Linked DNA regions of Homo sapiens: region 1 is linked to region 2. A link is a contact called in ENCODE Hi-C data. All regions are on one chromosome and are shown on one strand. The core of a region is the stretch at or near the end of the contact, and the rest is flanking DNA. Distances in the headings are between cores, read along the strand shown. Region 1 holds the start of PRKCH-AS1 (PRKCH antisense RNA 1). Region 2 holds the start of SIX6 (SIX homeobox 6).

Evidence for each region. A loop is a pair of places that touch in the nucleus more often than their neighbours do.
Region 1: a map with no recorded cell type shows a loop between it and region 2 (4-fold over the local background). The contact joins the promoter of PRKCH-AS1 here to the promoter of SIX6 in region 2. A Hi-C loop is called at or near these places in 1 of 37 single-sample maps with no recorded cell type.

The regions. Positions count from the first base shown.
Region 1 is chr14:61,321,372-61,324,269 of GRCh38, forward strand. PRKCH-AS1 (PRKCH antisense RNA 1) reads right to left here and starts at 1,447. Exons shown (of 5, transcript NR_186042.1): 1 at 1,164-1,447. PRKCH (protein kinase C eta) reads left to right here and starts at 208. Exons shown (of 14, transcript NM_006255.5): 1 at 208-1,093. The coding sequence starts at 731. RefSeq lists silencers at 1-270, 421-590 and enhancers at 552-1,096, 1,097-1,640.
Region 2 is chr14:60,507,382-60,510,601 of GRCh38, forward strand. SIX6 (SIX homeobox 6) reads left to right here and starts at 1,765. Exons shown (of 2, transcript NM_007374.3): 1 at 1,765-2,589. The coding sequence starts at 2,018. It also overlaps a transcript of C14orf39 not described here.

The DNA of each region.
Region 1 (2,898 bases), core at 197-2,696, 810 kb after region 2:
CTTTCCTTTTTGGCCTGCGCCCGGGGTGGCCCCTAACCCGCAGCGCACGGCCAGACCCAGCGCTACAAGGAGGGCGCGCAGGGCGGCGCAAGCGGGCACTGGCCTCCCGGGGGCTTGCGCGGGGATCCACCCACCGCAGGGCCGGGCCGCGGACCGCGGGCCACGCCCCTGGGGTCCGGAAGGCGCGGGAGCGGACGCGGGGGTTCTGTGAACTTGGAACCTGGCGGTGCGAGGTTCTCGCCGGGGATGCGGCGGCGGCAGCTGCTTCCTGGTTTGAAGCTCGCCGAGTGGGGGAGAGCGTGAGCCTTCGGAGGCGGGGGCAGGAGGAGAAGCAAGAGGAGGCGGGGGAAGAGACGCTTGGGGCTGGGGCTCACCGGACGGGTAGGTCCGGCTCTCCAGGGAGAGGAGCTGCCCGGCCCTGGAGAAGGGGCGAGTCCTGCGCGAGTCCCCGGGAGGCGCCGCGCGCTTGGAAGGGACGGTCGGGCTTCCCCGGCCCGCTGAGGGCTCGGCGGCGGGCTCCCCTCCTTTCCACCTCGGGAGGGAGGGAAGGAGGGGAGGGAAAAGTCCCACGGAGGAGGCAGAATGGCCAGTCGAGGGGCGCTTAGGCGCTGCCTTTCCCCAGGGCTGCCTCGACTCCTGCACCTGTCCCGAGGGCTGGCCTGAGACGGGACTCCCGGTTCTCCCGCTGCGAAGCAGCGCGGCCCCCCGGGGCCGGGGCAGCGGCGCCGGCATGTCGTCTGGCACCATGAAGTTCAATGGCTATTTGAGGGTCCGCATCGGTGAGGCAGTGGGGCTGCAGCCCACCCGCTGGTCCCTGCGCCACTCGCTCTTCAAGAAGGGCCACCAGCTGCTGGACCCCTATCTGACGGTGAGCGTGGACCAGGTGCGCGTGGGCCAGACCAGCACCAAGCAGAAGACCAACAAACCCACGTACAACGAGGAGTTTTGCGCTAACGTCACCGACGGCGGCCACCTCGAGTTGGCCGTCTTCCACGAGACGCCCCTGGGCTACGACCACTTCGTGGCCAACTGCACCCTGCAGTTCCAGGAGCTGCTGCGCACGACCGGCGCCTCGGACACCTTCGAGGGTTGGGTGAGTAGCGGTGACCCCTTCCCTTTGTGTCCACCCAACCCCCGTTCCCCTTATGTTTTTCAAAACTCACCCGGGTCCCGCTTTCCCATCGCTTTGTGGCTGAGGGAATTCCCTCCAGACTTTGGTCTTCGTCCACGTGGCCGCGGCACTGGTGACGCGACCGCGGTGGGTGTGTGCAGGCGCAGGTGTGTCTCCAGGAAGCCGGCCTGGACACGATCCCCTTTCAGGACAGCGGCTTGGCCTAACGGGAAGTCGGGCAGGGGTCCAGGGCGGTCACCCTTTCCGCCCAGTCTTTGGGTAAGGAGCTCCAACTTTCAGCACGAGAGTGATAGGTAGGAAAGGCAGGGAAGGAGTGATACAAAAGGGACTTGATTTGGGTAAAGTGCTTCAAGCGCTACTTAGGAGAAAGCCGTACATTCTCGCGAGTATTATTCATAATGTTTATGGATACATGTTGGTTCAGCCGCTCAGACGTGCACACGTGTTTCGGCTTGCACATCCCAGAGGTACATGAGCTACACTGGCAGGGAAATGAGCGCCTGGGTCTGCACGTTGGCAGTTTTATTATTTAGCATTTTTCCAAGGAGATGAGATTTACATATACTTGCAAGTAACTTAGTCAGTCCGAGGTGGGAGTCCTGCAGTGTGGGTTTCTGCTGCTATGGGTCTGAGAAGAGGCTGTAAGGACTCCTCAGGAGGTTGTTAACTGTCTTCCCTCCCCCCATCACCAGCCTGTGTTCCTGGGTATTGACGTGTAGCTACCCGCAGCTCTCCCCTTGCCTCTGCTTTTCACATAGTTCCCAGGAGGCATAATTTCTGCTGTAAATCAATTAAAACTTCTAGAGCGCTCTACACGGTGCTAACATGCTTTTACTGCCTAATCCTCACACTGTCTTTGTGATGCAGGTGTCATCGTTCCCACTTTGAGATGATGGAATGATAATTATAATAAAGTAGTCTGGTTTGGCAAAGTGGAGTACGCCATTTGAAGACTCTCAGGAGTTTAATAGTTTAAGTTCTGGAGGGAGTCAGTTTTGAACCCAATATCAGTATTGAAAATGTTTGAAATTTACAAGTGGTGAAATCAGATGGATGGTGATGAAGGCTCATTTAGGTATTTATTTTATACTTTGTGGAATTAGTAATTTTACCGTATATTTTCTAAAATTAAAGATGGCTTGTGGAGCTATTCCTTTCTTTTAAATAGAAGTACAAAAACCATAATGACTAACCTTAATCGTCAAATTATATTGAGTTAATTTCCCTTCAGCCTAATTTACTTTGTGGTACTTAGAAGTGGGGACTAGAGAGGAATTGCTAAAATACAGTTAGATATTTACATTTATCCTGTGAATTTCTGGAAATGAAATAGAAGTGAGTGTAGGCATCCAGATGGAATTGTTGAGTTCTATTAGTGTCTGATTAGGAGTTAGGTCGGGCAAAGCTCTAGAGGAACTAGGTTCTGAATTATGGTGGTGCAGATTGGCCAGTGGCCATGAGAAGCATCTCTTCCTGGAGATAGCCTAGACTCGTCCTTCTCAACCATAATCTTCCCACTTGAATCACCCAGGGACCTTTAAAAAATCCCCACTTTTAAAGATTCTAGATAGGAATCTCTGGCTGTGGGACCCCATCATCCGTACTTTTAGGCTCACCAGGTGATTCCAGTATGCAGTCGAGGTGGAGAACCTGCAGCCTACATGAAGACCAAAAGATGAGGACTTCTTGGTGTCATAAGTGTAGGAAGATCCACGTTATCTGACTAGGTGGCATGTACAGAGCTGCTTATTGTTCCACTGGATGAA
Region 2 (3,220 bases), core at 515-3,014:
TCCTTCCGGCTGATTCGGAAGTCGCTCCAAGGGAAAGAAGGTTTATGCTTTGTCATTATCTTCATCGCCCTCTTTATTTTGCCCCTGCCTTGTCGTATTTCAAGAAAATGAACTCTTAGAAAAGAAAGCCTCTCCGTTGAGGCGGTTGGCAATCTCACAGAAATGATGTAAATGGTTTCAGGGCTTTTTTCTTCCCCTCTGCTATTTTTTTCGAGTGAACTGTGAAGATCTGTGAAAATAATATCAGGGTTTTCCGTCAGAACGAGCTTTGCCCTGCACTCAGGCGTGGCGTGATCTGACCCGACACCTCCAACCATCTGTGCTATCTATCTGCCTTCTGATTTACCAGATCTGTACAAGCCGCATACAAATTGTACTTGATACTAAAGAAAAGACAGTCGGGTCCAGTCCAGTTCGGCTGTGAACGTTCTCACCTGATTTCTGTCTAGGGATGGACCTCCCCAAAACGGTTTTCCTGGCGTTTTTGTTATACAGCCCCCTACCAGTTATTTTCTTCAAACTAAACAAACCCCTACCACAGGCCCAGATGAGATCATGGTTTCTTTGACCCAGGCCTCAGAAAATGGTATGATGTGGACTGCCAATTGGGAATCAATAAAAGTTGCCAATTCACTCCACTAGCCCAAAGTCAGAGCCACCAAGCCACTCCTTCCTCACTACAGGAGGGGTCAATAATCAGCGGCTTAGGAAGTGCTTTCTGGGCCCCCGCATTGTCGTGGATGCCCTTCTGTATTGTATTTTTACTGAATTGTTTTTGAGCTAAAATGCCAAGGTTAGAGTTGTTATCCCCAGCTCAAGAGGTATAAGTTCTAACACAAGGTAGGGGCAAAATAAGCCTACAAGGAAAGGAGTTAAGTCGATATTTTAAAAAAGATCTAGGAAATAAGCTTTTAAGTTGCTGTCCTGACCTACCAATGACTTCTCGGCTCTAGATGTGGCTATGCTGCACTTTGTTCAAGTCCATTAAACTGGGGGAGGGGGAGAAAGTATATTTCTCCCCCTTTATTTGGAGGTCCCTACAGCCCACCCTTCTTTTCTTAAAGTGTCTGACTTCGTGGTCTGCATCTGCGTTATCAGACGTGAACATGTCCTTGTTGGCATTTAAAATTATTTTAGTGGGCTTTGAAGGGAGTAAGGCTAGAGTTCAAACTGACCTCTTCTACAGATCCCTGGTCCTGTTCCTGCTGCTCCAGATTTGCTTCCCACTCAGCTGCTTTGGCAACTGGAAAGGGGAAGAGGGAGGCATGCAGAGATGGGTACTTGGGAAAAATGAGAAGATCGCTTCCCCCCACCGGCTTCCTGCTCCCACCGCAAGGTTTGCTGTTTCGTTACAACTAAACTTGCGAATTCTCGGAGCATTTCAGTTTGGCCCAGTCCTCTTTGTCCTCTGGAGACCTCTCGACCGAGACAACGCATCGCCCCAAAGTGAATTCCTGAATTCCTGTGGCATCACTGCCTATTTGGTGGGAAAAAGGGAGGGAGGGGTAGAGCGGGGTGGGGGAGGGAGGAGTAGTGAACGCTGCCGCACTCGCCTCTCTTTTTCTCCCAGACACTCGCATGTCTTTTCAACCTCCAGGTTCTGCAAAATACTGAAGAAAAGTCCAGGAGCTAACGGCGGGCGCTGTCGAGCACGGGGAGGTGCTGAAATAGTCCTGGCGTGCTGATTCAAGCTTTGATTGGCAGAGCCACCCGGTGACTGACAGGGGGTCTCCATGGCGCCCGCGCCGCCAATCCGCCCACCCCAATAGCGGAGCCAGCTCGCCTGCCGGCGTGCCTGAGCCGAGCCGAGCCCGAACCCCAAGCCGCGGAGCCAGCACCTCCTCCAGTCGGGGTCGTCCGCTCCCGGCCGTTGAGCCACCGCCGCCACCCGGTAGTGTGTCCCGCTGCCCCAATCCGCCTCATCAACAAGCGCCTGGCACACTCAGCCAGGCCCGCGGGCATCTGCTGCGTGTCCCGCTCCGGGCTCAGTGCCCTCGCCGCCGCCGGCACTGCCTCGATGTTCCAGCTGCCCATCTTGAATTTCAGCCCCCAGCAAGTGGCCGGGGTATGTGAGACCCTGGAAGAGAGCGGCGATGTGGAGCGCCTGGGTCGCTTCCTCTGGTCGCTGCCCGTGGCCCCTGCGGCCTGCGAGGCCCTCAACAAGAATGAGTCGGTGCTACGCGCACGAGCCATCGTGGCCTTTCACGGTGGCAACTACCGCGAGCTCTATCATATCCTGGAAAACCACAAGTTCACCAAGGAGTCGCACGCCAAGCTGCAGGCGCTGTGGCTTGAAGCACACTACCAGGAGGCTGAGAAGCTGCGTGGAAGACCCCTGGGACCTGTGGACAAGTACCGAGTAAGGAAGAAGTTCCCGCTGCCGCGCACCATTTGGGACGGCGAACAGAAGACACACTGCTTCAAGGAGCGCACGCGGCACCTGCTACGCGAGTGGTACCTGCAGGATCCATACCCTAACCCCAGCAAAAAACGTGAGCTCGCCCAGGCAACCGGACTGACCCCTACGCAGGTGGGCAACTGGTTCAAAAACCGCCGACAAAGGGACCGAGCGGCTGCAGCCAAGAACAGGTCGGTACCTAGAGGCCTCCGCGCTTTGAGCGCACCGGGGAGGAGGCGGGTGGAGGCACCTCTGGCGCCCTTACCCAGTCCCTGGCGACTCCAATTCAGCAGGAGTTGGGAGCGCGGTCTGTCTTGGGTTAAGAGCCCTGCGTTCTGGGCTCCTGGCCGGGAGTTCCCTTGCCGGCTCTGCTTCCCCACCCGCTGGCTCCCCACGCCTGCGGGCAGCTGCAGCAGCTGGTCCCGGTCACCAAACCAAGGCTTCACTGGGACGGAGAGGGGAAGAGAAATAAAAAATTAAAATCCTACAAACAGTTAGGGACCCCAAGACCCAAAGCTAATTCTTGTCAGCCTGGGCACAGGCTCCTACTATTAATCGAAGCCTGGCTTATTAGCAATGTGTCGGTTTCATGTTAATTATCATTTTCAAAGCCCAGGTATATCCCTCCCTAATGCTTTGAAAACAGTTTTCAATGGACTTTTGAGAAATGGGAAGTCGAGTTTTCCTCTTCCCATGCGCTGCCTGCCACTCTTGTCTCAAAACAGCAAACTAGTCCGTGGGCCGAGGCTTTTCGTTTCCCGGAGTGTGGATCTCGATTAGCCAAACATTTTGCGGAAGAGCCCGGCCTCATCCCCCAGGCCC